2 separate regions of the Homo sapiens genome follow, and region 2 is linked to region 1. A link is a loop called in an ENCODE intact Hi-C map of the cell type or tissue named here. Cell type or tissue: PC-3. All regions are shown on one strand. Links, peaks and the distances in the headings refer to the core of each region. The heading gives the core; the rest is flanking DNA.

The links. Peaks named below come from ENCODE experiments on the same cell type or tissue, not always from the same donor. Only the 100,000 strongest peaks of a DNase experiment are listed, where the experiment ranks them.
Region 2: a loop joins it to region 1, with 2.3 times the contacts of the local background. A loop is called at or near these places in 1 of 110 quality-filtered maps.

What each region holds. Positions count from the first base shown.
Region 1 is chr12:76,694,415-76,711,044 of GRCh38, forward strand. No RefSeq gene overlaps it. Among named protein-coding and RNA genes, the nearest start is that of ZDHHC17, 61 kb to the right of the region's middle. In PC-3, for the core only: no CTCF peak of the experiment used is centred there; a DNase peak (open chromatin) is centred at 10,477; H3K27ac peaks cover 429 bases.
Region 2 is chr12:76,623,419-76,640,048 of GRCh38, forward strand. It overlaps LOC105369851 (a long non-coding RNA gene), which reads right to left. Exons shown (of 2, transcript XR_945115.3): 2 at 12,701-13,231. Among named protein-coding and RNA genes, the nearest start is that of OSBPL8, 72 kb to the left of the region's middle. RefSeq lists a silencer at 571-865 and enhancers at 10,654-11,307, 11,308-11,960, 12,749-13,948. In PC-3, for the core only: a CTCF peak has its summit at 7,599; no DNase peak of the experiment used is centred there; H3K4me3 peaks cover 574 bases.

The DNA of each region.
Region 1 (16,630 bases), core at 7,452-12,451:
CCTGGCCCTCAATGGTCAGACTTACCCAGGGATCTGTGAGGGTGATGGCATGAGTTGGCGCTTGCCCCGGGCACCCTCGGTCCTGTTGCTGAATCATCTGGTTGGGCACTTCTGGCCCAGAGGGCCTTTGTTCTCTGGGGCAGTGTGCCTTCCAGTGATTGCCTTGGCATATTGGACATGGGCGAGCGGGCGGTTTGTTTCTGGTTGGGCAATTTTTCTTAAAGTGTCCTTGCAAACTGCACTGATAACAAGCCCTACTAGGCAATTGGCCTGCTCCTCTCTTGGTTCCCTCTTAGCCACCAAGGTTTGCCTGTATGAGGGCCATGACTAAGGCTGCAGCCCTTTTTTTTAACCTCGCTTTTCCCTTTTGGCCAGTTCTTCTTGGTCCCTGTTACAGAACACCGAGGTTGCCAAATTTAATAATGTTTCCAAATTTTGTTCTGGGCCTAACAAACTCCAGACTTCTGGAGTTTTCTCCTAATGTCAGCCACTGATTGGGTGACAAATTTATCCTTTAAAATGAGTTGGCCTTCTACAGAATCTGGAGTTAGGGAGGTGTGCTTTCTTAGGGGCTCCCTTAGCCTTTCTATAAAAGCAGAGGGGTTTTCCTCTTTTCCCTGTGTAATTGTGGATAGTATTGAGTAGCTCGTAGGCTTTTTCCTAGTCTTCCTCAACTCATCTAAAAGACAAGTTAGCAAATGCCTGCGGCTCCAATCTCCATGATCTGAGTCAGTATCTTAATGAGGGTCTACAGTGGGGACTGCCTGTTGCCCTGTGGGGAATTTTCCCCTCTCCTCCAGGGCCATTCGATCGTTTACCTGGCTAAGGTACCACAGATCCCCAAATTGCCGGGCTGCTGCTAAAGCTACTTCTTTTTCAGTGGGACTTAAGGTCTGATCAAGAAGTAACATGATATCTCTCTGTGTTAGATTAAGGGACTGCCCCGATGCCTGCAGGACATCTATATAGTTATCAGGATCATCTGAGAATTTCCCTAAATCTGCCTTTATTTGTTTTAAATCTGAGAGTGAGAAGGGGGCATGCACATGAATGGGCCCAAATTCTCCTTCTACTGCTTGTAAGGGACATAGTTTGGGTGCCTGGCTCGTGGAGTTTATGTTCTCTTTCCGGTGTGCCTTTAACACTTCAGTGGGGCCAGATGGAGGAGAGTCAGTTGGGGAGGAGAGTGGGGCAGAGGGAAGAGGCCCTGAGGATGGAAGCAACTGTGGGCCTCTGTCATTTGGGCAAAGCTTGCAGGCTTGGCACAGGGCAGTATTGTCATGAAGGGCAAAGAAAGCCTGTGCATAAAGGACTTTACTCCATTTACCTTTCCGTTTACAGAAAAGATCTAGTTGTAGAAGGGTGTTATAATTAATACTTTCCTCAGAGGGCCAAGTTTCTCCATTTTGTAAGGAATACTGTGGCCAGGCAGTGGTACAGAAGAAAATCAGCTGCTTTTTTTTAAGGTTTCAGGGTCGAATTTGTCCCAGTTATTCAGGATACATCTTAAGAGAGTGTCTGGTTTTGAAGGTGTGGTGCCCGTCTGGAATTTTAAACACAGGGATGCCTCCACCCCTGGTTAGTCCTGGGACCTGTCTTCCCTTAGGGCATCCCCCAAGGGTCAGGTCCAACTGTTGCTCATAGCTCATGGCTGCTTTTCCTGAGCCCTCCATCTACCAGATTTAACCATGCTTACCGGTGGGATGGAAACTTCCCTTGCACCTGCCATGTGCCCATTGACCACTAAATGGGGCACAAGGACCGTTGGATTTATTGTGGTCCTTTTGCCAACGTGTTCTACCTGTTCCAGGGTGGCAAGGCCTGGGTCAGGGGCACCACTGATGCTTGCATGCTAAGGCCCAATTTACATGGGCCTGGCCATAAAACAGTCCTTTAAGGAGAAATCTCTGAATTAGCGACAGGAGGCTTAGTAAGCTTAAAGGGGGTGGTGCATGTCCTCTAGGCCAGGGCCGAGAGAACAGCTGCTGTACTCTAGCCTTCTGTTCCCACTTGCCATCAAAGGAGTAAGCTCCTCTCTCAAGGCAGTACCAGTATCCTGTGACCCAACTGACTATATTTTCTTTCATTCAGTACCAATTATTGAATGGTTGAAATAACAATTCAACGGCTCTAAGAGCTGTACCCATGCACCACAGACTGTACTTGAGAGGCCCCAAGGAAGGGGAAGGTCTATTTGGGGAGTAATGGAGGAAATGCCCTAAGGCTTCTATTATCCACACGAAAATTACAGACCTGTCTTTAAATTGTCCTGATTGGGGGTCCCATACACTATGGTGGGGAACTGGCCCTTTAAAATAGCCATCAAATGGTGACACTTGCCTAAACCCTGACGGGCACCATGAACGGGGATCTTCTGGGCACCACCCCAAGAATTTAAGACTTTTAAATAGGGAATTTTGATCCTGTCTAGTGGGAATAACCTTGCTTGCAAGATGAGGAAAGAAGTCTAGTGGGCAGACATTAGGACCCAGGAGGCAGGGGTCAGAAGATGTGGCTGTCTCACACTCAGTAACCCATGCAGGGGGAGCCTCTGGCAGGGCCATGGTCTCAACCAGGAAATCTGGGAAACTAGAACGTTTGCTGAGCACTCCTGGGTGTACTTTGGGACCACCATGGAAAGTGAAAGAGTTAGAACTGGGTCTAGGCTAACCAACGCTCCCAACCCTGAAGGGTTGGGGTTTGTTAGAGAGACCTTTTCCAGACAGCCTGACACCTGTGTCTTTAGTCTGGTGGCCACACTAATCGCCTTTAAGTGGCCGACAGGTGCCCAGTTTTTAGCCTCATAATTCTAAGGAAGGACAGGACAGAAAAGCAAGCGAAAGAGGTCCAATAGTACTCACCGCGTGACAATCTACATGCCTTTCCTGGATCTCCTGGCTGGCTTGCCAAAATGTAACATCAAAGGTTCTTGCCTTAGCCACGCCAAAGAATTGGTGTGGCAGCTGCCCCCAGCGAGAGATGGAAACACGGACCAAGAGAAAAAAAGCTGTAAGCTTTATTGAGCAGAGTGACAGTACAAAGCTTCCACAGCATGGAAGGGGTCCCGAGCAGGTAGCCAGAGTTAGATTATGCAGTTGCCTTTTAAACTCTTTAAGGCAGGAAATATGTGCAGAGGGAAGATGTTACCAGAGCAAGAAACAAAGGCAGTAAATTATTTTGTGACATGTCTTAGATTTTGCGGAAAATCGGAATTGTAACTTAGGTTTTATCTACCTTATGACCTTGCAGTGGCATGGCAAAGGAGACAGGAATTTACAGGACTTTACAAAGTATGTTTACAAGGAATTGGAATTGGGAGCATAGATGAGGTCCACTGGTCACAGAAAAACGGGCAGTTAACATTCCTTTTAGTTTTAGGGGAGGGGGAAGGGAGACAGGGAGAGAGGACACAGGGAAGCTTATAGCAAAATTTTCACTGTTTATAGCTTTCTTGGGGAAGAAAACACATGCACAAATCCTGGTGTTAGGAATATTTTAAGCATATATTTTCAATATTGTTCATCCAGGACCAAAGGAAGTCCTGATGCAGGAAATGAGTGAGTTTCACAACTTTCTGAGCCCCTACTGGACACAGGAAGCCCAGCTGGCGCCTCCTCTCAAGTGTGTCAAGGGAAATACAAGTGAAGTGCTATGGAAGAGCAGAAGGGAAGACCTTACATCCTGCTTTGAGTTGGGAGTAGGGGTGTCGAAGAGAAGATATTGGCCTTTTGTCAATATTTGGCAGCATGGTTGGATGGTGGTGTTCTGGGTCTCATTCCTGGAGGCCCAGCTTACAGCTTGCTCTTGCAACCCTTTCGATAAATTTATAAGCACTCAGATTCTCTGAATAAGGTCTCTTTTAAATTAAATAATGAGAGTATTTTATGGCTCCTGTGACTGACCCTTACCTGATACACTTCCAGTCACAGTCAGAATCAATCTAAAGTCCTTACCAAGGCCTACCAGCCCGGAACCATCCAGCCTTAGCCACTTTCTTACTGTCTCTTTCACTGACTCTGCTTAAGCTACATGTCACTTTTGCATTTTTGTTCTTCCCTGAACACACTAAGCTTGCCTTACTTAGGGCTCTGGGACCTGCTGTTCTTATCCTTGTGGATGCATGGCATGACTCATTCACTTGTTTTTCATGTCTCTGCTCAAATATCACTTCTTCATGGAGATCTTCTCTGACTACCTATCTAGAATATCACTCCCTGTCAGCTTGTCCCTTTACCTTCCTTTATTTTTCTTCATTATACCTATTATCTATCATAATTTATATGTGGTTAAAGCCTGTCTGCCCCCGTTGAACAATAAGCTTTTTGCTAATTGCTCTATTCTCAGAGGGTCAAACAATTCTTGGCATACAATAGGTGTTTCATAAATATTCTTTGAATGAATTCCCATTTTACAGAAGAGGAGACCTGAGGCAAAGAATGATTAAGTGACTTATCCAGGTTTACACAGTGAGTGGCAGAGCTGGAGTCTGAATTCAGGTGGTCTGACATGGGAGCGTTTGTTCTTCTGCAGGACACTGCACTGCTTCCCCAGCATAGCCAGCCTTTCTTCAAGCCTGTGTGTACCCCATCTGAAGAAAAACTGGTACTGCTGTTAGAAAAAGAAAAGAAAGAAACATGCTTAAGCATTTGCCTGTCCAAGAGAGGGATGTCCTGACCCACAAACACAACTGCCTGCCCGTGGGGCAGCAGACCCCTGTGGTGGAGACAGGTGGCAGAACAACAACAACAAAAAAAGACGTGGCTCAGCACCCTGCCTGTGAGATCCTGCAAGTAACTCCACCCACTCAGCCTGATTCTAAAACCATTCGTCCCGCTGCTTCCCAACCTGCAAATATACGCAATGCTCTCAAAATTACCCCCTCTCTACTCTACACCTGGATATTATCGAGACAGTCGTGGGATTTTTAAGTACCACAGGGGCTAGTTTTTACTCTTGTTCCATTTTCCTCATCCTTTTTTTCCTTTTTCTCCCTTCTTTCTGTTTCTTTTTTTTCTTTTCTCTTCTCTCCTTACAGTTTAACAAACAAATCCATTCAATGATAATTTTACACATTTAAACATATTAAATACAGAAATAACAGAAAGTGTTAACTTGTTAATAGTTCCGCTTTAGGCCACCAGAGAGGGAGGTTGATGGCTTTGTGTCACGGGGCCCTTTTGCCACCAGCCTAGGGTTAGGGTCTCTGTCATTTTCTCTCATGCTGTGCTGTGTTGTAGCTCCCTGTGAGTCTCCATGGTGTAGTGAAATGAGCAAGGCTCTGCTGTAAGACAAGTCTGGGCTCAAGTGCTGGCCTACCTCTTATTGGGGTGTCCTTTACCAGCTTTCTTACCTTTCTCAGCCTCTGATCAAAGCTCACTGCAGCCTCAACCTTCTGGGGACAAGCGAGCCTCCCGCCTCAGCCTCCCAAAGTGCTAGGACTACAGGCATAAGTGACTATGCCTGGCCCAAGCCTGTTTTCTTATCTGTAAAATTGGAACAACAACAAAAAAGTATTCTTTGTAGAGTTGTGTGAGAATTAGAGATAATGTATGTAAAAAATCTGGCACCAGTAATGAAACACAGTAAAACTACAAAAGGAAAGCAAGTTTTTCCTCTGTTTTCCCTACATTAAAACATAATAACATTAAATGATTATTCTGACTGTATGTGGAATCAATTTGCACAATTCATTTTCTGTACATATATCTTACCTATTAGAGATTGAACTGCTTTTTTTTTTTTTGTCCTAGACAGAGTCTCGTTCTGTCGCCCAGGCTAGAGTGCAGTGGTGCGATCTCAGCTCACTGCGACCTCCGCTGTCCAGGTTCAAGAGATTCTGCTGCCTCAGCCTCTGGAGTAGCTGGGATTACAGGCACGCGCCACCGCACCCAGCTAATTTTTGTATTTTCAGTAGAGACAGGGTTTCACCATGTTGGTCATGCTGGTCTCAAAACTCCTGACCTCCTGATCCACCTGCCTCGGCCTCCCAAAGGGCTGGGATTACGGGCATGAGCCACCGCACCTGGCCTGAACTACTTTAAAAAATCTTTGTTCAAGTACCTGTTGCAAGATATTTTCATTCAAATGTGATATAAATTAACACTCTATTTTGTTCTATATCTAAAAGTTTTCTAAAAGCTAAGACTTTTATAAAGATAAAATAGATCTTTTGTCTGAATTTAAATTTAATCACATAATACTGTGCTATTATAGTCCATTTATATTTAGACTGATATGTCTTCTCCAATATGGAAGGCAAATTGTATGAGGAGCTATCCTATTCTAATTATATGACTTCAGTGTCTTCTATAACAATTTTTAGTTGTTAACACTCAGAACTTACTAGGGTGCAGGGAAATGGGTGCTCTTAAACATTCTAATGGAAGTTAAATTGAAGCAGTCTTCTTGAGAGCTACTTGGCTTACAGAGTTCTTTAAAAGTTCACACCCTTGATTCCAATAATTCCACTTATACGAATCTGTTCTAAGAAAATAAGGTGTACGTAAGCTATTATTGAATAAGGATGTTTACTAAAACATCACTTTAAAATAGACAAAAATAGTAAACCTCCTGAATGCTCAACAATAGAAGAATGATTAAGATAAATTATTAGCTCCTGAAAAGTCATTTTGGGCTTAATGGCACTGGAATATTTTGGGATATAATTATAATTTTAAAAAGCAGAAAAATGTATAATAATATAATATATAACAAAATATAAAACAATATATAACAATATAAGCATATAATACATATAAAGTAGTATAAAAATAATTAATATGCTGCAATCCCAGTTTTGTGAAGGAAACCCTTTATTTATAGATGCATAGAAAAAAGAATGAAAGGTCGGGCATGGTGGCTCACACCTGTAATCTCAGCACTTTGGGAGGTGGAGGCGGGCAAATTGCCTGAGCCCAGGATACATGGCAAAACCCTGTCTCTACAAAAAATACTAAAGTTAACCAGGAGTGGTGGCACATGCCTATAGCCCCAGCTACTCGAGAGGCTGAGGTGGGTGGATCACCAGGAAATCAAGGCTGCAGTAAGCCAAGATTTCTTCACTGCACTGCAGCCAGGGCATCAGGTGAGACCCTATCTCAAAAAAAAAAAAAAAAAAGACAACATATATAGGAAAATGTTAATGTTGAGGGCAGTAGGAATTTTATTTTCTTCTCTGCAATTTTCTGTATTTTGTACTATGATGAAAATATGTTATTTTGATAACCAAGAAAATCATTATAAAACAAGGAAAATAAATTTAAGGGATTTAATTTCACCCTTAACTGTAGACTTCAAAGCACCAATCAGCAGGTTGGAGCACCCCACAAGCAAATGGTAAGCTATATGTAAGTCCCACACTCACTGTAGGTGCTTCCAGTCACATCTTTCTGGTGCCTAACCCTAACCAGTTCCTGCTGTTACCAAGTGTGAGGCAAGAAGAGAAAGGCAGGAGTGCCCATGGAGTGAGTGCCAGCCTCTTCCAGGCTCAGTGCCCAAGAACTATCCCTCACCATGCACACTCCACTGAATGGTCTGCTTTCAAATTTTCACTCACTCTTTCCTTACACTTTCCACTTCCCTGGGAGGCACTAGTGTCAGGCAACTGTACTAGGCACTGGAAATATGCAGATATATGTTTTGCCTTCCTGGACTTCTGGCGGGAAAAAGAGAAGGAACAATAAACCAACATGCCAGCTGCCACAAAGAGCTGCAAGGGCACAGACACCTTAGCCCAGACTGATTACCAGGACAGGCTTCTTGGATGAGTTGATGTGTATTCCATAATTATTCCAAATACACACGTATCTGTGGCCCCTGTGGTGCCACAACTTAGCTTCAAAATTCTTTTACTTGTTCTTAGTCAATTCCATCTCCCATTCTGCTCAGGGAGTTCCAAACCTCCCCCACTTTCCTCACCTAGCTCACAACCTCCTCCCCTCAGCAGCCAAGCTCACCCTTCCAGAAAAACTCGCAGTCTTCTTTTTTGTGTGCCAATCAGAATGACATAATTGCCATTTTTCCATTTTTCCCTTCACTACCAGGAAACTCAGTGTCAAAATTAGAGCTCAATTGCTATTTTATCCCAGATTCTCTGGAATAAAATCTCTCCTAAAAGATTTGCAATTTTTAACAAAGATAACACAATTTCATTATCAAGACTAGGGCCATCATATATCAACTACTTCAACTCTTTCCTAACCCTACTTTTCTATTTCTGTACCTTCTTTCCTTCCTTCCTACCCTCCGGTCTCAGAGGAATTAACTCACTTATTTATTTATTTATTTTTGATATGGAGTCTTGCTCTGTCGCCCAGGATGGAGGGCAGTGGTGCGATCTCAGCTCACTGCAATCTCCGATTCCTGGGTTCAAGGGATTCTCCTGGCTCAGCCTCCTGAGTAACTGGGAATACAGTGCCTGCCACTATGCCTGGCTAATTTTTATATATTTTTTTTTTAGCAGAGACGGGGTTTCACCATGTTGGCCAGGCTGGTCTCGAACTCCTGACCTCAAGTGATCCGCTTGCCTCAGCCTCCCAAAGTGATGGGATTACAGGCATGAGTCACCACGCCTGGCCGGAATTAACTCAAATTTGTAAGTACCGCAGGTGACCTCCAATGGAGTTTCTTGGCTTGACTTCCTTGCCTATCTATAACCTTGCTATTTGCATAATTATTGTCTATAAACATGTGAATAACTCTGTCTAGTGGGCAGACAACCATTCTCTTCCCCACCCTAACCATTCCCATGGAAAAAGCCAGTTTTGCAGTTGTTTATTAAATTCCTTTCAACATTCCTTTACAATATATAAATTTATGGTTCTCTGATTTCAAATCCGTTGCACCATCTTTGCAATTCCCTCACTAAATAATATACAATAATAATCTTTAACATGTCTTCTCTTTATTTCTATGAGAGTTATGATTTTCCTTTTTAAAAAATTGTTCTTGGCAGTGTGCAGTGGCTCATGCCTCTAATCCCAGCACTTTGGGAGGCCGAGGCAGGCAGATCACCTGAGGTCAGGAGTTCGAGACCAGCCTGGCCAACATGGTGAAACCCCGTCTCTACTAAAGAATACAAAAGTTAGCCGGGTGTGGTGGTGGGTGCCTGTAATTCCAGCTACTCGGGAGGCTGAGGCAGGAGAATCATTTGAACCCGGGAGGCGGATGTTGCAGTGAGCCAAAATCGTGCCACTGGAATCCAGCCTGGGTGACAGAGCAAGACTTTGTCTCAAAAAATAAATAAATAAATACACACAAAATAAAAAATTATTCTGACACTTAGATAAGCTTTTGGAAGATGAAGTCTATATTTTCTAGTTCCACTTTCTCACTTTCTATTTCAATTTTTAGTTACCCACTGAAATCTATCTGTGCAGCTCATTCCCTGCAAACAAACCTCAATAGTGTACTGAAACCATTCTGGAAAGGGTCAAAAATAGCAAATACTTCTCTGTTTTATCTTTCTGTCATTTGCTGCATTTGGTACTATAAAATCTGAGTAATATACCAGCAGGAGAGACAAAGACTATCTCTCATGGCCTCATTTGTGCAACCAAAATTATTCCAGCCACAGATGTTTCTGACCTGTTCCTGTTTCAGTGTTTTACGTGAATTCTTTCTTTTTGCTTTTTTTCTAAATCCTGGGGGAGGAAGCTGAAATTAAACAGTGCAGATGTCTGTGTAATCACAGCCGTCTCTCTCTTTCTAAAGTTATAAAAGTGCCTCATCCTGATAGGGAGAACTTCCCAGTTATGCAGCTGAACAACTTGAAGCTTTATATTTTCTAAAAATAATACGGTCTTTTCCCATAAAATCTTCCAACATTGTCCTTTATTAAAAACAAACAGACAAAATACTTCCTTTAGGTTTTTTTTTTTTTTCTTTTTGGACGGAGTCTTGCTCTGTCACCCAGGCTGGAGTGCAATGGTGTGATCTTGGCTCACTGCAACCTCCGTCTCCCGCGTTTGAATGATTCTTCTGCCTCAGCCTCCTGAGTGGCTGGGATTACAGGCGTGCACCACCATGCCTGGCTAATTTTTGTACCTTTAGTAGAGACGGGGTTTTACCACATTGGCCAGGCTGGTCTCGAACTCTTGACCTCAGGTGATCTGACTGCCTCATCCTCCCAAGGTCTCAAATCTCTTCCCTATCTGTACACACTCTTAGAGGATTTTATCTCATCTCAAGGCTTTAAATCTGGGCCCTATACTGAAGACTCCTAAATGCATATTCCAGCTCAGACCACTCTTGGAACTCCAGATTTGCGTGACTGATTACTACTTAATATCTCCTTGGACATCTAAAACCACCTCAAACTCAAGATGTCTAAAATTGAGCTCCTGATCTTCTCCCACCACCTCCTAAACTTCATTCCTTCCGCAGATTTACCCATCTTAGCAAAAGGCAGCTTCCTTCATCTTTCTGTTTGCTCAGGTCAAAAGCTCTAGTCATCCTTCCTCCCCACCCCACCCCCTTCTCTTACTCATTATGTCCCATCCCTCAGCAAATTCTGTTGGCACTACTTCAAAATGTGTCCAGACTCCACTATTCTCACCACTGCCACTACCACCACTCTGTTTCAAGCTGCCATTGTCTCTTGCTTGGATTGTGGCATCTTACGTGATTTCTTTACTTTTTACCCTTAACTTGAACTATGTATTCTTAACATAGCAGCCAGAACAATTTTTATAGAACACAAGTCAGGTTGTGTCCCTCTTTTGCTCAAAACCCTCCAATGACTACCCACCTCTTGCACAGTTAAAGCCGGAGTCCCCAGAATGGCTTTAAGACGCTACAGAATCTGCCTCTATTTTCTGGCAGGGATCTGGACCTTATCTCCTACTTCTACTTCTTTACCATTCCAGATCAGGGACTCAATTTTGGTCATGTTGAGTTTGATGTGCCTTTCAGATTTCCAAGGGCCTCCTTGCTCTTCCTTTAATACACTGAGCATGCTCTCACCTGGAGGTTTTTGTACTCCTGATCTCTCTACATGAAAGGTCATTTGCCTGGGTATCTGCAGGGCTTGCTTTCTTCCCTTCTTTCAGGCTTTTGTTCAAATATCACTTTCTCAGTGAAACCTGCCCTCACTACCTTGTATAAAATCACAACTGCCCCCAAGCCCTACACTCTGGCCCTCACTATCCGATTCTCTGCTGCTCATTTCTCCATAGCACTTGTCATTGCCTAACATTCTATGCATTTTACTTTTGTTTATTGCCTTTCCCCACAGAGAAGGCTATCTAAGCTGCAGAGTTGACCATATTCCTCCTCATTGAAAGGCAGCACAATGTCATGTTCATGATCCCAGGTTATGGAGTCTGACGGCCTGGGTCTGAGCCCTGGTTCCATCACTTAACCTTTCCCTGCCTTTTAAAGTATAAATATAAAATAAGAATAAGTAAAATGAAGATAATAAAAGAATCTTTCTCATAGCCTTGAAGTAAGGACTAAATATCACAGTGCATTTGAAGTGCTTAGAACAGTGCCTGACACATAGAAAGTGCTCAGTAACTGTTACCTATTGTTGTATGTACTGGGTACTGGGGTCTCTGTTCAAGACTCCCTCATCAAGCTTATTCCCCTATCCCAACTGCTGAGAATCTTAGCATTCCACCCTGGGAACTGCCCTTAGCATCAAATAACCACTTCAGAGAACAACTTTGCTTAAGCTCCAGTCCCTCTCAGGTAATGGCCAATAGTAAATGACTGGCTCATGCAAAGATACTAATACAAAGGTCCTGCCCCATTGCCTCAATCTGGGACAACTCTAAGGGTCATCTCACATCTCCTTTTAGAATGAGCTGAGGCTTCAGAGACAACTGCATTACAAGTCAGCTCCTCCTTCTGCCCAGTCCTGCCTTCCTTACAGATGTATCTCACAAGAACACTCCCCAGTAAGCTTGCTGCACACCACTTCCTGTCTCAGAGTCTGTTTCCAGGGAACCCAATCTAAGGCACTGTATGAATCTCTCAATGATCCTTGCAGGATAATCATCTCAATCTTTAGGATAGTATATGAGGTTTTCATGAGCTGATCCCATTCTCTCCCTCTTTACCTTTAACTCTCACAATTCCCCATTTTGTACTTTTTCTGTAAGGCCCCCTCCATGGTGTTCACTGCCTTGATCAAGCATGTTATACACTTTACTTATAATGTTATAATGTACTTATAATTTCTTCCTGGCCAGTTCTTCCTCATTCTTGCAGACTCAGCCCCTGTCTTCCAGAAAACCTAAATCCAGGCTTAATCCAGTCTGAAAGTCCCTCCTGTATACTCTTATAGCACTTTGTTTATATTTTTTAATCAAACCACTTACTATATTAAACTAAAATTATACAGAATATTATTAATATAGCAACAGTTTGATAGTTATTATAAGGAGGTCTACTAATTCAGCATATGAAGAATTACTTATAGTTTTACTGTAGTTTTGGGGAGAGGAAGGAAGAAGGATAAGGATCAAATTTGTTTATCAGCTACAAGTCTAATTTTTTTTTTTATTAAAATGAAGTCTTGTACTGGTCTTAACCACAGGAATGTTTTGGCTTTTAGTATTACCAAACACTTTTCCCAAAGCAAAATAAAGTAGTTTCTAATGAGTGGATCTTGGAAATAAATACATCTTTGCCTGGTGTTGGTGGGGCCAGGGGGGTGTCAGATGATGAGATTCAGACCCCTGCTTTTGTGACAAGAATAAGGTGAGGACAATGTATGAGGATGCAGTCTTGATCACTGGTTTGGGCAAAAATGGGATGAATACTTACTGCTGACGTGCTATCTTCTTTCTCTTCTGATAATGCTCTAAAATAAAAAAAAACTCTGTGTCCTGTTCAGAAGATATGGTGAAGATCAAAGAAAAGGAGGCTAAGATTGTATCTTTTGCCAGCCCATCCAACCTAACAAAGAATGTACAAATGGTACTTTATTGCCTTGGTTTCAGGGGATGGGAGATAGGGCAAGAATTTGGTAGTGCTTCCTTCTCTTTTCCTTTTTTATTCTCTTTTATTTTTCATTCTTTCTACATGTCTGGTATTAATTTGGTAATTTGGGTACATAAGGAGGGATCGGCTTGAAGAGCTTCCCCCACCCTAATGCTCTGGCTCAAGGGCACTGCGGAACATTCAAGCAAAAATGTAGCCTACTCTGCTTTTTGCTCCAAATGACAAAATGCAGCTAACAGTAAGTTCCGATTTTATACATTTATAATCCAGGCACTGAGAAGTTGACTTAAATCTCATGGTCCCTAGTCCACTGGCCCATGGGCCAGGTGCCCACCTCTGGTCCAGTCAACTATGGCTAGGGCATTGAGTCATGGAGTATTTATGGGGCAGCTCCCACTGTCATAACATGGAAGTCAGAAGAAACAATTCCTGAAATAAAGGGACAAGGATCAGAGAATGTATTGTTAGAATTGTTCTTGCAGAAAATGTTTGAGATTTTTCCACAATGTTTACCAGATACGAGTTAAAATGGGAAGATTTACACATATCAGCCCTGTGTATTTCTGCTTTCTCAAAGAGACTCCATATTTTGAATATTCAAAGAGACTGTTACTTCTTGCATATTTTATTTACATGGCAAGTCTTGCCCTCTGAGAAGGAATACGTGACTTGGTGAGTTAGTGGGATAGGGGGTTGTTTTTGTTTCATCACTCTATGTTTAGATTAGGAGAAAGCTTCACCTACATCAGGAACGCGTGCTTTGGCAGTTGACATTTCTGTGTCTTTCTGCTGATTAATGAACTTTCATTATCTGAATTTTTGGTAAATGTAAATTATAATTTACTAATGTCTTTATGAATACACCCAATTAATGCCTAAGCCAGCCTGGCAAGTAGTACAGAAGCATCACAACCATAAGTAAAACCAAAAGTTAAAACAGCCAGGTTGCTGCTCTCCTGCCAGGAAGTTCATAGAAAATAAAATAGAATGATTTATTTCATCTTGCTCAACGTGAGCTTGTGTATTCTTCCCTAAAGAGTGCCAGACTGGGAGTTGTAATTGTTTATAATCTAAGTAGCTGCTAACTAGCTGTGACACTAGACCAGTCACACCAGTCACAATTGCTCTGGCTTCAGTTTTCCCATCTGTGAAATAAACTGATTAGAACAGATGTTTAAGGGTCCGCCCAGCTTCAGAAATCTCATTCCACTAATTGTGAGTTTCAGAGAGGCTCTTTGCCAGAGAATAGTTATTTGCAGGATGAACATCTATTATAAAAGCAGAAGAAAAAGTAGTAAAGAATATTTAACTCTCCAAAATACAACCAGGCAAACTTAACAAGGCAAAACTCAGTTTATCAGAAGTCACTGCAGTCAGGGAGTAGAGCATCTTGACAGAATCAAGGAAGAGGAATCAGAGAATTGTATAGGATTTAGTTTAGGGGATCTGGGCTTAAGGGTCTTATGGGAGATATTTCAAAATGGGGAATACACATGCCTATAATCCCACCACTTTGGAAGGCCCAGGTGGGAGGAGCTCTTGAAGCCAGGAGTTCAAGACCAGCCTGGGCAAAAAAATGAGACCCTGTATCTAATTCTCCCCACAAAAATTATTAATTAGCTGGGTGCACTGGCCTGTGCCTATAAACCCAGCTACTTAGGAGGCTGAGATGGGAGGATTGCTTGAGCCCAGGAGTTTGAGGCTGCAGTGAGTTGTGATTGCATCACTGCATTCCAGCCTGGGTGACAGAGTGAGACCTCGTCTCTAAAAACATAAAAATAAAGTAACAATAATAATAATAAACACCAAACTGGGGAACAGATCAGGATTGGGCAAGTTTATGAAATAATAGTTTAGGGTTGGTAGGCATAGTGAGATGAAACTTTTGAAGTGACTCTTGATATATAAACCATGGTTTGATAAGGGAACTTTATCCAGGTAAGCAGGCTTCTCTCAGATGATCTGATTTGCAGGGATTTCCTGAAGCAAACAGTGAAGTTATTTATTGGTTTATGGTCTTATCTTCTCTGGACAAATTTTCCTGGAACAAATAACTAAGTTATGTTGACAGAGGTGGTCTCGGTTCTTAGGCCTTATAGTTATATCATATTGATGCGGGTGGCTGCAGTTCTCATGAATTTTGAGTTAATATATAGAAGATAATAGCCTGTAGCTATTATAGAAATAGAAGAAAATAGCCTGTAGCAGAAAAGTGTTTGATGAAAGTGACACTTCTGGCCTATTTTGAGTTCCATACTCAAATATTCTACTTTCTGCTCGATATCTTTTCTTGGATGTATTATATATTTATCAGATTACAAATGGAACAAATAACAAATTCTAAAGAGAACTCCCTCGATATTCTCCATCTCAGTAAACAGTACCACCATCCACCCAGCTATTTAAATCAAAAACCTAGGAGCGGCTCTTTCCTCATACCCCCACATGCCATAACAAGTCTTATTGGTTGGACCTCCAAAATATATATCCAACTCAACCACTTAACATCTTCAACGTTAAAACCCTAGTTCAAGCCATCATTATCTCTTGTCCAGGCACAGAGTCATTATATTATGATATTCCACACTGCTCTTTATTTTTCTAGAATATGCATCTTTATTTCCATATCAAGGCTCTTGTGTTTGTCTACCCTGTCTAGGTCACTGTTCCTCTAGATCTTCCTGTGGCTCCTCCTCATTGTTAAAAATGCATCATTGAAATCCTTTATTGAATCACCCTAACTAAAGTTGACATCTCTCCCCTGTCACTTTATCCCATTGCCACATTTTAGATATTTTAGAGTAGCTAGCAATTTCTGAAGCTATATTATTCTTAACTTTGCCTCCTTGTTTCATGTTTGTCTCTGCTCAGCAAATATAAACTCCATGAGGGGACAGAGCTCACCTGCCATATAAGAGATGCTGTATCCCCACTGCCTTGAACAGAAGCTGGCACATAGTAGATTCTCAGGAAATAATTGAATGAATAGATGGATGAAAGTATGGGTGAGCATATGAATTATTTAAAAAGTAATAGCCAAAGATGCTAAGTATATAATCTCTCCAATCTCGTTAATGGCTTAACTTGCTTATCTCATCATTTAAATTATATTAAATGCCACCTCTCATCCAGTGAATCCCAATGTTAAGTAATGAGATTCTTTTCATGATGAAATTGAGTGCTATCAAATTCATAATATGTATTTTTATGGAACTACTCAAAGAGGCAGGAAAAGGAGAATGGTTAGTTATGAGAGATTCTGGGAACATCTGAATGTTTAACTGTAATGAGTGGTTTAGAGCTAAGACCAAAATCACTAGGATAGCTTGCCTTAAAATTTAAGAACCTCTCTGACTTAATAGTATTTATTTGTTTATTTACACAGACACTAAATGTTAAAATAACTTTCTGGGGGTTCACATGTACATTTAAAATACCATTTTAAAATCTCAGAATGTAAATTGAATTTTAGTAGTTAAAATAAAATATGCAAAGTTTTATATGCACTCTACTCGTGCAACTTAAAGAGAGTTGGTTTTCACCTGCTGAGGGGCTCCCCCAGACAGTACTCTGGGATGTAGCCCTTGGCTGTGGTCTAACGTCATAGAGTTTCATAAATCAAGAAAGCATAGTGCCACAGTGCCAGAAAGTGAATACTAGTGAAGGTAAATCTCAGAGAGCTGAT
Region 2 (16,630 bases), core at 4,486-9,485, 74 kb before region 1:
GAAAAAGGCAAATATTACAAGGATGAGGAGTGATAAGAATACTTTGAGCTCCAGAGATGTAAATACTGTGCATAGGAAATAGAAAATAAACAAAATGATTCTGAAATTTTCACATAAGGGAGGAAATATAATTTCATATACAGGCAATATGAAAATAAAGTTGGATTTAACTCTGACTCCTGCCTCTTCCACCTACAGGTGATATGACCTTGTGCAAGGTTAAGCCCTCTGAGTGTATTTCCTCACTTATACATGAGGTTATAAAATGGTTCATTTTGCAGGGTTACTGTGAAGACTAAATACGATGACACATATGAAAATGCTCCATTTATGCCTGGCAACTGTTCTGCCCGTGTCTTAGGTTAGAGGTTGAAAGGTGAAACTATTGGCTGAATTTGGTTCAAAGATATGTTTTATTTTGCCTTGAGTTAGGGTCCCCAAGACCAGCCCCAAGTTTGATGATTCACTAGGAGGACTTATAGGACTCACATATAGTAATACTCATGATTATGATTGGCAAAAGGATACAAAGCAAAATCAGCAAGGAAAAAGGCACATGGGTCAAAATCCAGGATATACCAGCCACAGACTTTCAAGGGTCATCTCCCATGGAGTTCACACAGGATGTGCTCAATTGCCCCAGTAATGAGTTGTGATAAAACATGTGAAATGATGCCAACCAGGAAATTCATTACAGACTCAGAGCTCAGGGATTTTATTGGGGCCTAGTCATATAGGCAGCCTCTGCTAGGCACATACTCAAATTTCAGAGTCCTAGAAGGAAAGCCAGTAGTCAGCATAAACATGTTGTCTACACAAAAAGTTTAGGCACAGCGAGTCACTCTTACCAGTTCTGGGAATGGTGGGAACCCTCCTGAAATCCAAGTTCCCAGATGCCAGCCAAGGGCCGGCTTTGTAAGCAGGCCTTTCCAAGGATAAGCAGTTAGGGCTGCTACCTCAACTTTTTGTTGCACAGACCTGCACAGGGTTTGTCTGTGCAGGTTTCTTTGTTTTGTTTTATTTGTATTTTACTTAGTTGCCATTTTTTAAATATTAAGATATTTCACTCAGGATTTCCATCTTCATGTGAAAAATCAAGTAGTTAAAAAATAGATTCATATTCCCACATGGCAACAATTGGTAGTCCCTTTTAGATAAGGCTTCATGTTCCCTCAAATTCCTCCTAGTCTCTGCCACTCCCAATAGTCTTTGCCACACTGAGCACCAACTGCCATTTACATCCTGCTTTTGCGAATCTGGCCTTGGCCGCTTGGACCAGGAGTGGCCGCTTGGACCAGGAATGGCCATTTGACCAGATGACAAGAGAAAGAAGCAGGCATGTGGAATACCACTGAGTCGTGATAATGAACAATGATGCAAACAGGTCATGGTTAATGAATTCCTCCTGTTGAGGTCACCAGAAATGCCATGAAATCAGAACTCCTCTTTGCCACCCTCTATTATAGCAGTTACTTGTGGGTATTCTTGGGTTGATATGACAACACTTTCATTGCTATATATAGTAAGTCCTCTTTATTTAAGCTAACTCCAGTCAGTCTTTGCTCCTGCCCACCTAAAGATCACTGATCGGAAAAGTGTTAATATAAATTAATTATTACATATATTTGCCCGTTAGAACTTTGTAACTTGAAGTCATTGTTATTGTCATCCCCACCAAGACTTGTGATCACAGACTAAAATATGTCAACAGAAAGGTAAATCTTGTTCAAAGGAAATCAATCCAATCAAGTAGTTGTATGTATCGATATGCCCTTTTATTTACTAACTCAACTACTGTGTGATAAAATGAAATTTCATCTTTATATTCCTAGCATCTAGAAAACTACCAGCTATGGAGTTGGATTCAATAAATGTTTCCTAACTTTATAAAGTTCATCTATAACAAGGTCTAGAAACCCAAGGATAGAAATAATGAAAATCATTATGCTCATGCTAAAAAGGGGAAAATGCAAGTGATATAATTGCAGTAGTGTGCTGCATGCCACCCAACCATACAAATGTTCTAGATGCTTCTTTTCTCATTCTAGTTACAAAACCGGCACAGATACAAGCTCCAGAGAAGGAACTGCAAAGATTCCAATGTCTGTTGATAGGTTCATTCTACTAAAAGCAAAGAATTTGAAAAGTTCTTTACTTGCTTCCTTGATAGTTTCATTTCTCAGACGACTGAGGAAGCAATTAGGGGATTTTATATTCTAGACTTGACTTTTACTAATAAGAAAAACTGAGTTTTTAAAGTTAGTAAAGTAACTAGAAACTACAAGAACACCAAGAAAAAGAGGCAGTGTCATGCAGATTGCGTATCCCTTATCCATTAAGGTGCTAACATAAGAATTAGGCGTGCTGGGGATTCATTCATTCATTCAACAAATGTTTACTGAATGCTTACTATACGCATGCCTATTTTAGGTTCTGGGTATATGACAGTGAATAACATAGACAAAAATCCATGCTCTGTTGGACCTTGCATTCTAGTTGGGGGACGGGGATAATAAACAGCTATATTAATAAAATATGTAATAGTTCAAATGGTGATATGAACTATGAAGGACAATGTCAGGGAAGAGGAATAGAAATTGCTAGGGAAGAAGGATGCTGTAATTTTATGTAAGGTTATTGGAGAAGGCCTTGAAAAAGGGACATTTGAGCCAAGGTAGATGGGGGAATGAGCTATGTAGGCAAGTGGGAAAAGAGGGAGAGAGAACAGAAGGTATATATGGGTTTGTGCCCTGCTAAGTGAGCCAAGGGAGAGTAGGAGATGAGATTAAAGATTGCAAAATGCCTTGTAGGCTATTGACTTTGGTTTTACTCTGGAATGAGAAGCCGGTAGAGAGTTTGAGCAGGGTAGTGACATAATCTAGCTGACATTTAAAAACGCAGGCGAGAGGGAGGAAGCAGGAGATTAGTGCAATAATCCAGATTAGAGATGTTGCTAGTGTAGACCAAAGTGATAACAGCTGACTTGGTAAAAATAGTCAGATTCTCGACATATTTTGAAGGCAGGGCTACCATGATTGAATTATGGGAGAGGAAAAGTGGCAGAAAGAATTGAGGATGACTCTAAGGTTTTGGCAAGAGTGACTAGAAGGATGGAGATGTGATTAACTGAAATGGAGGAAAACTGTGAAAGGAAGAGTTTTGTAAGAGAAGAGGAGTTCAATTTTTAGACATGTTAAATTTGAGATTCCTTTTACACCTCAAAGTGGAAATGTTGGTAGGCAGTTAAATATATGAGCCTGAAATTTAGGCAAGAGTTCTTGGCTGGAGAGTTATCAGTATATAGGTAATATTTAAAACCATGAGATTAGATGAGATCACTGAAGGAGAGAAAGTATTGGCCAGGTACAGTGGCTCACGCCTGTAGTCCCAGCACTTTGGGAGGCTGAGGCAGGAGCATTGCTTAAGCCTAGAAGTTTAAGACCAGACTGGGCAACACAGTAAGACCCTGCATAGCAAAACCCTGTCTCTACAATTTTTTTTTAATTAGCTGAGGATGGTGGCACACACCTGTAGTCCTAGCTACTCAGGAGGCTAAGGTGGGAGGATCGTTTGAGCCCAAGAGTTAGACGCTGCAGTGAGCTATGATCACACCATGACACTCCAGTCTGAGCAATGGAGTGAGATTCTGTCTCTAAAAAAAAAAAAGAAAAGAAGGAAGGAAGGAAGGAAAAGAAAGAAAGAAAGGAAGGAAGGAAGAGAGAGAGAGAGAGAAAGAAGCATTGAAGATAAGAATATAAGAGTTTCAAGAATGAGGTGTTTCAAAGTTTGGATGTGAGGGTGATGATAAGGAATGAGCAAAGGAGGCTGGAGGCTGAGAGAGAAGTAGCAGCTGAAGAAATAGGAGACAATCTGAGAGAATGAGATGTCCCGGCAGCAAAGGGAATAAAGTGCCTGGAGAGGAGAGAGGTCACTGTCAAGTGAAGAGAAGTCAAGATAAAATAAAGACTTACCTTTGGATTTTACCATGTGGAGGCTTTAACATGGGCAGTTTAAGTGTTGTAAAGGTGAATAAAACACTGTTGGAGTCTGGTCAAGAGAGAATCAGTAGAAAAGAATTTGGAGACTGCAAATTTCAAGCAACAACAACACGCGGTCTATTTCTACATGTTTTGCAATAAAAGGGAGCAGAGAAATGGACAGTAGGTAGAAGAAGAATGTTGGGTCAGGAGGATTTTTTTTAATTGGAGGAATTTGTATGTTGATGGAGTGATCCAATGGAGAGGGGAGGGGAAACTGAGGATGTAGGAGAGTGAAAGCAGAATTGACAGAGCAATGTTCTTGAGGAGGCATGTAAAAACAACAGATGTCTGCTCCAAAAACATATGGGAAATCTTAGAAAGCCCAGATTTTCTAAAAACCCAGAGTAAAGATAACTGCGGTCCTATGACCAACACCATTAAAAAGGGACAGCAGATGCAGAAGAATGGAAGTGTCGAAGGGGTGGAATTCTGATGGAGTGGAGGATTCTGGCTTGAACCTAAATTTGGTCACCATTGGCATTCATTCAGACACATCTGCCTGTGTAGTGACAGGGCATGAATCCTCTGTTTTCATGCATGAGTGGAAGTCTCCTGGGAAAGAATTTCTTCTAAAAGAAGAGAAAGCAGGGCCCTTAAGTTTGGACCAATAACTGGTCAGAGGGGAGGGGTGTTTAGCACACTGTGATGTCTGTCTCTCAGGTTTGGCCTCTGGTCCAGCCTTCATAAATCCATGTCAGATTACTAAGGAGAGGGACATATAAGAATGGACAACTTTATTTCACTAAACTATGTAAGATACTAGGATCATGAAATTATTTTATTTTGCTACTCTTCTGCTCATGATAACACAAAAAGGAGAAAAGCTTGATCCCACTGAGGTGCAGCATGGCCTCAGTGCGTTGAAGACTCCAAAAACCACCTTCTCCTCAACTTTAATGCTCAACGGATCTGCAGTGGAGACCACCTCTTATGTCTGTGACCACAATAGAGGCCAGCTCTCATCACACTGCAGCAGTGGAACCAGTTCCAAGAGTGAGAGAGATTTTAATAGTTTGCAGCTTCAGGACCCCTTAGCATGGACACACCACTGTAATAGTGGACACCAGCTGCAGTGGCAGTGGTCAGGCACTACCAAATGACTTAATAGCAAGCAGAGCTTTAAGCAGCAGACATCACGAGAGGGGGCCAGAATGGGGGAGAATCATGGCAGACACAGACAATAGCTGCTATAACTTGTTTACAAGCACCTGTTATATAACCTAACGGCACCTAGAGACAACTGGATGAGACTTTGAGGGTAGCTAGAACCACAACAGAGGGTTGGGGTAAAACTAATATACAAAACCCTTTATTACTATTAATATGGTTCCATTTTATCCTTAGATTAGTGTGGCTAGGGAAACAGCTTATAAGAAATTACAATCACATATGAAGCTGATAAGGAAGACAATACTAAAAGAAACACATGTGGCTGAAAAGAATGAGCCTATATTGAGAGACATGCTGATGACAGAAAGAGGCAAGAACAAATATGAAGGAAAAACCTCAGGAAAGATAAAGCACAGAACCAGCTGAGGTTAAAGATAACAAAAACAATTGCAGTTTGTTTTTTTTTTTTAAAAAAAAAAAACTATGGAGCAAGAAAATGGTGTAAGCTGACAGATGGCAGAGAAAGTATAACTACTTAACCATTACTTTATTTCTTTACTTTTTTTAAATGAAGAAAATGGCCTTCAAAGTGGGAGGTGAAAAACATAACTAAGCAGGAACTAATCTGGACAGTATAATTATGGTAGATCCTCTTTATTATTTCTTTTGTTTATTTTTTTGAATTAAAAAAAGCATCCACAGACAGTGTGTAAACAAATGGACATGGTTATGTTCTTTTTACTTTATTTTATTTTATTTTATTTTTGAGTGAGAGTCTCACTCTGTTCCCCAGGCTGGAGTGCAATGGCACAGTCTCAGCTCACTGCAACCTCCGCCTCCTATGTTCAAGTGATTCTCCTACCTTAGTCTCCTGAGTAGGAGGGACTACAGGCACGTTGCTACCATGCCTGGCTAATTTTTGTATTTTTAGTGGAGATAGGGTTTCACCATGTTGGCCATGCTGGTCTCAAACTCCTGGCCTCTTCAGCCTCCCAAAGTGCTGGGATTACAGATGTGAGCCACTGCTCTAGGCCCACTTTTCTCTATTTTCTAAAAATAGTTTTAGAATGAGTTATTATCATTTTTAGTTTAGAAAGACTCTATTTGATTGAAAAACAGGGAATTACTATTTGACATAAGTAAAAGATTTCTTAAGCGTTCAACTCAATGCCTTAGATGATGCTAAGCCCACAAACCCAGATTAATTACCTCCTAAGGTACTAAGAGAGAATAGATGTGATGGTGGGACAAGAGCTGATCATTTTAAAGGCATGATGGAGAACAAGAAAGTTGCTAGATTATATCTAATAAGTTTTACAGTTTATAAAGCAATGTTATATGACTAATATTAACTAGTATTATCTGCTATGTGCTAGGCATTGTGCTAGACCAAGAGTCTGCAAACTATGGCCCCCAGGATAAATTCAGCTTGCTGCTTGTTTTTATGTTAAAAACAGTAAATTAAGTGGTTTAAAAAAATCAAAAGAAGAAAACTTTATGACATGAAAATTAGAAAAAAAATCAAACTTCAGTGTACAGAAATAAAATTTTATTAGAACAGGCTGGGCGTGGTGGCTCATGCCTGTAATCCCAGCACTTTGGGAGGCCAAGGTGGGCAGATCACTTGAGATCAGGAGTTTGGGACCAGCCTGGCCAACATGGTGAAACCCCATCTCTACTAAAAATACAAAAATTAGCAGGGCATGGTGGCAGGCACCTGTAATCCCAGCTACCCGGGAGGCTAAGGCAAGAGAATTGCTTGAACCCAGCAGGCGGAGGTTGCAGTGAGCTGAGATCACACCACTGCACTCCAGCCTGGGCGACAGAGTGAGACTCTATCTCTAAATAAATAAATAAATAATAAAAAGAGCATAACCATGTCCATTTGTTTACATACTGTTTGTGGATGCTTTTGTGCAACTATAGCAGGGTTGGGTAGTTGTAACAGGGACTGTATGACTTACAAAGTCTAAAATACTTACTGTGTAGTTTTTTATCAAAAAAAACTTTAGCCATTCCTGGGCAAGATGCATATCTGATGTAATCTCTAATCCACAGCAACTGTGCAAGTTTATATTTTATTTCATTACTCTCTCCAGATCCAGCCCAGGAATGTGGGCTGGGAAGCCAGTATTATCCCTGTAATAAAACTGAAGCTCAGCCGGGTGCGGTGGCTCATGCCTGTAATTCCAGCACTTTGGGAGGCCGAGGTGGGCAGAACACGATGTCAGGAGATTGGGACCATCCTGGCTAACACGGTGAAACCCCGTCTCTACTAAAAACACACACACAAAAATTAGCCAGGCGTGGTGGCGGGCGCCTGTGGTCCCAGCTACTCAGGGGGCTGAGGCAGGAGAATGGCGTGAACCTGGGAGGCGGAGTTTGCAGTAAGCCAAGATAGCACGCCACTGCACTCCAGCCTGGGCGACAGAGGGAGACTCCGTCTCAAAAAAAACAAAAAACAAAACACAGAAGAGAAGCTCAGAGCATTTCAGTGACTTATTCAAGGTCGCACAGCTCACTTGGGACTCATATTGAAAGTGTTCACTAAGTGTAAGTTCCTGCTTTGTGTTTCTATACTATAAAACATTTCATATATTATAAATACATTAAGATATAACACATAAAATTATAAAGAAGGACTTTTATTTTTGTACAGTGCTTTACAGTTTATAAAAGCACATTTCACGAACTATTTTATTTGGGATCTCAGTTCTGCTAGCTTGGCAAGACAGGTATTGTTAGCCCCTTTTGCAATTGAAGCTCAGAAGGGTTAAATGGCTTGTCTAAAGTTATAGAACTAATTAGTGACAGAGCCAGGACCTGAACCCAGATCTTTTGTCTTCCAATTCAGTGCTAAGGGCATAATAAAATTGCTAATTTTTTTGCATTCTTAATATACCAGGAACTGTTCTAAATGCTTTACAGATATTAACTTATTTGAGTGTCACAATGACACTATGAAATATTTACTATTATTATTCCCATTTCACAGATGAAGAAACTGAAGCACAGAGTGGTCCAGTTACTTGCTCAAAACCACAGAGCTTGTAGTAGGTGATAGAGCCAGAATCTGAACTAGACCATCTGGCTCTAGAATCAGATGTCTTAACCTCTACAAACTCTGATTTTTCCCAGGGCATCTGACACAGCATCACTGATATTACTTTGAACCAGTTGCAAACCTGTGTGCTAAATGAAAATGCAGTTAGATGATCACGTTGTCAATTAAATAGCAATACTAAGATTTAATGTTTAAAGATCTGCAGTATCCTGAGTGGGAATCCCTCAAAGGAAAGGGATTGGTAGTAGAGTCTTCAGTAGTTTGTTAGTTTTTGCCTGCAGCATTGTGTTGCAGGTTACAAAAGCAAATATGTGGATTTACAGGTTATATTATCTGCTTTTAAGTAAGTAATCCTCTCAAAATGAGAGTATTGCCTAACGGGATCCCTGCAAAGAAACTGTGTATGGTAGGCAGTTTATATTTTCATATGCTAATAATGCAAACACAATCAACAAGATGATGGCAGAGCCACCACCTGTAAATTCAGGGGCACTCATTCATCAGCTGTGCTGAGACAAAAGTGATTGGTAATAATCTAAGGAGATATAACATATGTAGTCTCATTGCTCTCACTAGAAATATAATTAATAATATGCAAAATAATATACAATCATCAATAAAAATAATTTTGCAATCAAAACAGTTGGAGATCATGATGTACATATATAAAGTCAAGCTGAATCTATGGATGGGGAGCTGTATCATTGAGTGCAATATATACCAGGAACATTCAGGTAGTTAAAAGTTTGCGGCTTGTTCATATGACCTGTTTTGCAAATGTTACCAGAAGAATGTATAATTCAGGTATTGTAAGCAACTTCTTTGAAGTTATTTGCAATCATTCTAAAGCAGCAGTTCAGAGTGTAGTTCTAGGACCAGCAGCATTAAGCATCACCTGAGAACTAGTTTAAAATGCAAATTTTTGGACCCCACCTCAGATCTATCAAATGAGAAACTCTGGGGGTAAAGATAAACAATATATGCTTAAGCAAGCCCCCTAACTTATTTTGTTTATAGTTTAAGAATCATACATTGCCCAGGTCTAGAGCAGTTAGTACGAAATAGCTGAAAGAATAGGCAGGCATTTCTCAATACTCAACGATAATTAATATTGGATAAAGGCCATTTAAAGTGAATCTACCTAAGATCACAATTGTACAGTCTTGATACTCAAAGTCCAGAGACCAACAGCATCAGCATTCCTGGGAACTTATTAGAAATGCAGAATTAAGGATCCTTCTCCTGACCTAATTGAATAACAATCTGTTTTTTGTTTGTTTGTTTTGAGACAAGGGTCATAGCTCACTGCAGCCTTGAACTCCTGACCTCAAGCAATCCTCCCGCCTTGGCCTCCTAAAGCATTGGGATTACAGGTGTGAGCCACTGTACTGGACCAGAATCTGCATTTTTAACAGGAGTTCCAGGTGATTCTTATGCATATTAACATTTGAGATGTTCAGTTATCGAAAATAATTTTTAAAATGTTTGTTTGGAAATTAACTTTAAAATGACACTTTGGCTTTTTCTTTTGGACAAAATTGTATGATAGTGTGATACAACATTGTTTACCACTTCATGTCTGACTTTTATAGTACTGTCATAACTTTTACAACAAAAATAATTTGAGGGTTTTATTGTTTTCCAAAGGGCTTTATCTTTGATAATCAAATCATTCTCTTTTGAAGTGCCTAATCATCATCTCTGTTTATTTTATCTTAGTACATGCTCATCAGGCCTAACTTCCTCATTTGTCAATGGCTTTTATGTGATCCAGTAGTTTTCCAACATTAGTTCACTTATTTCATCAAACACATATTATTTTTCAAAGCTCACAATCCACTTAGAGTCAATTTCCATTACACTTGTGGATATTCATATGCAACATTCAGGAAAGAGCTGACTGACAAGCACATTGACAGGATGGGTGGGGAGGGAAGCCAGTGTTAAGCTGGAGGATGTTTGGGTGGGGATAAATTTGATAAGTGGCCAGGTTGTTAGTGAACATGTCTATAATAGGATGACTATTGCTGTCTTGGGTAACATGATAACTGGGCAGGCAGGCAAATAAAATCCAGATAACAATAACCTAAAAGTGAAGATGATTATCTCTGGGCAGTAAAAGTCCAGGCAATTTTTATTTCCTTCATTGTGCTTATCTGTAATTTCTAAATTTTCTAGAATGAATGCATGTTATTTTTGCAATCAGAAAAAAACTCTGTTATTTAACAATTTAAAAAATTGAGATATCATTTACATTCAGTAAAACGCAAAGAGATAAGTATTCAGTTCGAAGAATTTCAACAACTGTATGCATCCATGTAACCGCTCCAAACAAGATATAAAATATTTTCATCCCCAAAAGGTTGCTTTGTGTCCTTTTAAACCAGAAATTACCCTAATACAGCACTCCTTCTATAATTACCCATGGCCTCCAACACTTTCTCACCTCTAAAGTGGTTTCAGTGTGCTACTCTGGAATGACACATTATATCTAGATTTCAGCAAATATTCATTTTTTTTATACACAGAGGTAGTCGATGCTGCACTCTGCATTTCTTTCCATATACCCCTTTTGTGTATTTCTAACTCATACTTTGAGTAGAAAATGGGAAAAAATGTTTTCCTCCTATAATTTCCCCTCCCCCAGAACCATCCTTTTTCCTCTTTCCCTCCTGCTTTGAAACAGCTACTGAGCTGCCAGCAGAGGATTCTATTAAGATGAAAGCTTTGTCCTTGCAGAGGCAGACAAAGGGCTCTAAACAGAGCCTGCTCTCCAGTGTCTAGGAGAAGAGGTTACCATTCTGTCACAATGGTCTCTCCCATACCTTGCCCCCAACAACGCCCACATCTACCTCTCAAATATCTCGTTCTTATTGCTCCAGTTTATGGCAACGACAAAAACACTAAAAAAAATACTGATTCAAATATAATAAAGATGAAAACACACAAATAACTTTTACACATGTTGTCTCATTTTGTGAAGCTGTCTTGGAAAAACCCTCGAGTTCTGTGGGGGAAATACTAGTATTCACTCTTTCTTTTGTTCATTCATACCTGCACTTTTTTTTTTTTTAAGACAGAGTTTTGCTGTCATTGCCCAGGCTGGAGCGCAGTGGCGTGATCTCGGCTCACTGCAACTTCCGCCTCCCGGGTTTAAGCGATTCTCCTGCCTCAGCCCCCCGAGTAGCTGGGAGTACAGGTTTGTGCCACCATGCCCGGCTAATTTTGTATTTTTAGTAGAGACGGGGTTTCTCCATGTTGGTCAGGCTGGTCTCGAACTCCCGACCTCAGATGATCCACCCGCCTCGGCCTTCCAAAGTGCTGGGATTACAGGCATGAGCCACCGCGCCCGGCCCACAGCACATATTTTTATGTAGAGATACTGTGTGCCAAGCAAGATATTAGGCACTACATAACAATGGCAAAAAAGGAAGTGTTCCTCACAAAGCTTATTGTCTAGCTGGGGAGACAAATGAGTAAGTAGGCAAATATGATTTATTCAGAATGTACCAATTCGGGTATGCACTTATGGAACCCAAGGTCATTGTAATGGTATTCAAAAGTTGGAAACTATCTAACAATAATAAGTGTTAAGTTACTATTACTTTTGAAAGATATATTAGTGATATACTTTTTATTATTATTATTTTTTAGACAGAGAGTCTTACTCTACAGCCCAGGCTTTGAGTGCAGTGGCATGATCATAGCTCACAGCAGCCTCAAATTCCTGGGCTCAAGTCAACCTCTCATCTCAGCCTCCCAAGCAGCTAGGATTATAAGCACATGCCACCATGTCCAGCTAATATTTTTAAAAAATTTCTGTAGAAACGGTCTCACTCTCTTGCCCAGGCTGATCTCAAACACTTGTTCCCAAGATCTTCCTACCTTGGCCTCCCGAAGTGCTGGAATTACAGGCATAAGCCACCACACCTGGCCTTAATGACATAATTTACACTAAATGTTTTGAGAGGGAGGGAGAGAAAAGCTGAAAGCCAGAATGCTAACTGGAAGAAATATATTAAAAAGTTGAAAGGACTTATCTCTGTGAGATGGGATTTTTCTCCTTTTCATGTTTCTGTATTTTCCTAATTTCCTATGACAAGTATGTGTTACTTTTATAATTAAATTAAAAAACTGTAAGGTGAAAAATGTAAGATTGTTATAAGTATGCTGGCACCCAGTGATGGTAATATTTATCTTCAAATATACCTTAAGCTAAAATGTATCTTTCTAATGAAATTTTAGTTTTTAAATGTTCCTTTATAACTTTTCTTTCAATATTTTATCTATAATTAGCTTCCTGGTTTTAAAATTTCACATTTAAGGAACAACTTTCAAATATGTGCCTATGTATTCAGAGATATTTACAGTGCTTTTGTACATTATGTCATTTAATCCAGACAGTAATCCCATGAGGTTGGTGTTGTTATCACCTTTTTACAGAGGAAAAGCAAGGTTCAGAGATATTAAGGAACCAAAATCACAGTTAGTGGGTAGCAGAGACAGAGCTCCAATACAATTTTTTCAAAACTGGAAATTCAGAGTTTCCTGCATTTCACAATGGTGCCTGTTATGTAGCTCTGAAATGATTCCAAACACTTACATAGATTGCTACGTGTGACATATGTTTTGCTGTGATAAGAACATGGAGTGTAATCCCCCTCCACATGGGAATGTTACGTTGCGATGTTATAGGACCAACAGATTCATATGCCTGCTGTGCAGTGACAGACAGGTACAGAGATAGCAGGGTTTGCAGCAGAGAAAGAGTGTAATGATCACAGGGCACCAAGCAAGGGGATGGGAGGAGACCCTTAAATCCATCTCTCCGAGAAGTTTCTAGCTGACGTTTTTCAGGGGGTCATGGAGGGTGAGGGGCTGGGAAATTGGGGTCATTGTTTTGTCAGGTAATGGGGATGAAATCATCAGGATGTGGAAACTGCATTCTTTGGTGAGTCATCTCTTCATGGGGTCCTTCAGACCAGGTGATGTCAGTAGTTTCACTGGTATACAAAACCTGAAAGAGCAAATGAAAACCTCAAATGGAAAACTTAACATTTTATAATGTTTAAATTGTTCTCTATAGAGCAGTTAAGGGGAACTATAATCTTGTAACAGGGTCTATGTGATTCTAAGGCAAGAGGCACAAAACAACTATGAGGGAGTGGGTCAGAGAGCAGGCTGACCTAGCGATTAATGCTGCATGTGCTGCAAGCTTGGTATATTTTTGTTTCTTCCTCTCACTTCTTCCATGATTAATTTATAAAGTTTACAGGGACGGTTTCAATACCTTATCAGACTAGATATATGAGTTATTGGCCTCAACTACTGGACTCCAAAATACATATAAACCCAAGAATTTTAATTAAGAACAATTTTTTTTGACATAGGGTCTCATTCTGTTGCCCAGGCTGGAGCAGAGTGGCACGATCATGGCTCACTGCAGCCTCTACCTCTTGGGCTTACGTAATCCTCCCCCTTCAGCCTCCCAGGTAGCTTGGACTATAGGCACATGCTGCCACGCCTGGCTAAATTTTGTATTTTTTTGTAGAGACGAGGTTTCACCATGTTTGCCAGGCTGGTGTCAAACTCCTGGGCTCAAGCGACTTGCCCACCTTGGCCTCCCAAAGTGCTGGGATTGCAGGCATGAGCCACCACGCCCAGCCGAACCCAAGATTTTGACAGAAAGATTGAGAGCTTAGGTGATGGGTGCCAGAGCTACTCTCTGCCAACCTCCCCACCAACACCAGCATCACTCACTAGCAGTGAGGGGCCTTGTGTGTCACCACGGATTTCCGCCATGTTGGTCAAATCATCTCTTCTGAAAGCCTCCCCTGTAAAGGTATACCTCAAACTTCTATTAGACTTTACATCCTTTACATCCGCAGAGGCCTGCTTCCATCCTAAGTAATTATATTCCTTTTTTTTTTTTTTTTTTTTTTTTTGAGACGCAGTCCTGCTCTGTTGCCCAGGCTGGAGTGCAGTGGCATGATCTTGGCTCACTGCCACCTCCACCTCCTGGGTTCAAGCAATTTTCCTGTTTCAGCCTCCCGAGCAGCTGGGACTACAGGCACAAGCCACCAAGCCCAGCTGATTTTTTCGTATTTTTAGTAGAGGTGGGGTTTCACCATATTGGTCATGCTGGTCTCGAACTCCTGACCTCAGGTGATCCACCCGCCTTGGCCTCCCAAAATACTGGGGTTACAGGCATAAGCCACTGCACCCAGCCCCTAAGTAACTAAATTCTAATAATTGGATTCTAAAGAAAATCAGAACTCGTTCACTATGTGACTAATGTACTTCATTTATGGAGTGCATTCCTGTGAGATTTGTTGTCATTATTCTCCCCCTCTTTAAGCATTGTAAAAAAAATCTGTTTGTATGTCAATAACCCATGTGATTCATGAAATCATATTCTGATCCTCTTGTTTTAACCACACAAAGTAGTGGCTTGCTAGCATTATTTATATCCCAATGTGCCCTAGACATTTCAATCAAGCAGAGATGTTTGGATCAGCATGGTATAAGTACACGTGTTCTCAAATTTATTTTCACTGTTGCTTCCTATAATTAACTACTGACATAATTTCAAATAGCTAATAGTTGCTTAATATGTAGAAATAACTGAATACAACTCATCTCTGCTCTATTTTTTAAATGTATTTTTAGTGTGTATTTTATTTTCTTGATTATAAATGTAACAACTGTTCATGTAGAATTTTTGTTAATTAGGATTAGTTTGCCATGCTGATTTTTAAAACATTTTTTCCCACTTAATGTGGTGGGTCTGTTATAGAATTGTTTCTAATTTAATATTCAAATTTTTATGAAAATAGGCCAGGTGCAGTGGCTCACACCTGTAGTCTCAACACTTTGGAAGGCTGAGGTGGGCATATTCCTCGAGCCCAGGAGTTCAAGAACTGTCTGGGCAACATGGCAAAACTCCATCTCTACAAAAAATATATAGAAATTAGCAGGGCATGGTGATGTATGCCTGTAGTCTCAGCTACTCTGGAAACTGAGGTGGGGGAATCCAATGAGCCCAAGAGGTTGAGGATGCAGTGGGCCATGATCGCACCACCACACTCCAGCCTGGGCAACAGAGCGAGACCTTGTCTCAATAAATAAATAAATTCATTTTAATGAAAATAATACATTTATGCAGATTAAAATAGTCAAATACTATGATTAGGTTTATAGTGAAAAATAGCAGTCCTCTTTACTCTTCCTCCCATTCTAATTCCCATTCTTCCACAGATAACTGCTGTTTTAGTCTATTCAAACTGCTCTAACAAAGTACCTTCGACTGGATAATTTATAAACAACAGAAATGTATTGCACAGTTCTGGAGGCTGGAGAGTCCAAGCTCAGGGTGCTGGCAGACTCAGCATCTGGTGAGGGTCCATTTCCTCATAGATGGCACCTTCTAGCTCCGCCCTCACTTAGTGGAAGGGCAAAGAGGGAAACAAGCTCCCTCACACCACTTTTATAAGGGCACTAATTACATTCACTAGGGCTCTGCCTTCGTGACCTAACCACCTCCCAAAGATCCCACCTCTTAATATCAACACATTGGAGATTAGATTTCAACATATGAATTTTGGAGGGACACAAATATTCAGACCATAGCAACCACTTTGGAAATATCTTAGCTATTTTGGTGGTATATACCTTGGTAATCTGAAATAACACGTGAATACTGCTGTTTTCTGTTTTGTATTGTTGTTTTTAAAATTTCAGTATCTGCTTTGACATGCTGGTTTCTATGGGAGCCCTTCATTTCCCTGGTCTTATGTTTCCACTTGGGGCAATGTTAGCAAAAATAACTCTTTGGGCCTCTCTCTCCATTTCTCACTCCCTCCTCCAGGAAGAAGGGACTTACTTGGCTAGTGAGCAGGCCTGCCTCAGCCTCTTCTTTCTCTTGGATGAACCTGCCTGAGGCAAGGTGCCTTCAATTTGGCTCTCCCATTTGGTGAGCATATTGAGGCAGTGTCTGTTCTGTGCAATAGGTTAGTGATGAAGGGGCTAAGTCTGCTTAACTCATAGTTGAAATATTAGGAAGATCACACTCTGTGCTCCAACCCAGCATTTGTTTGACAGAAGCTATTAATGCTCCCCTCCCAGGCCCCCACCTACCTCTAACTGTAAGCTCACCTGCTGTGGTGTGACAGCTTCCACCCTGCTGACAGCCTCCCACCTTAAGCTCTAGCATCTCTTTACTTCACCACAGCAGGGCTTTCTTTGGCCCGACAGGAGCTCTTAGTTGTATAAGCAGAATGAGAAATGCAGAGGCGTTTGCGTACGCCATCTTCAACAAGTCGACCAGCCTCCCTGTCCTCTGGTGGGACAATGCAAAGGCGTGTTCCACCCTGTTTCTCAGAAGGTCTCCAGTGGGACTGAGCTCACTGACACATTC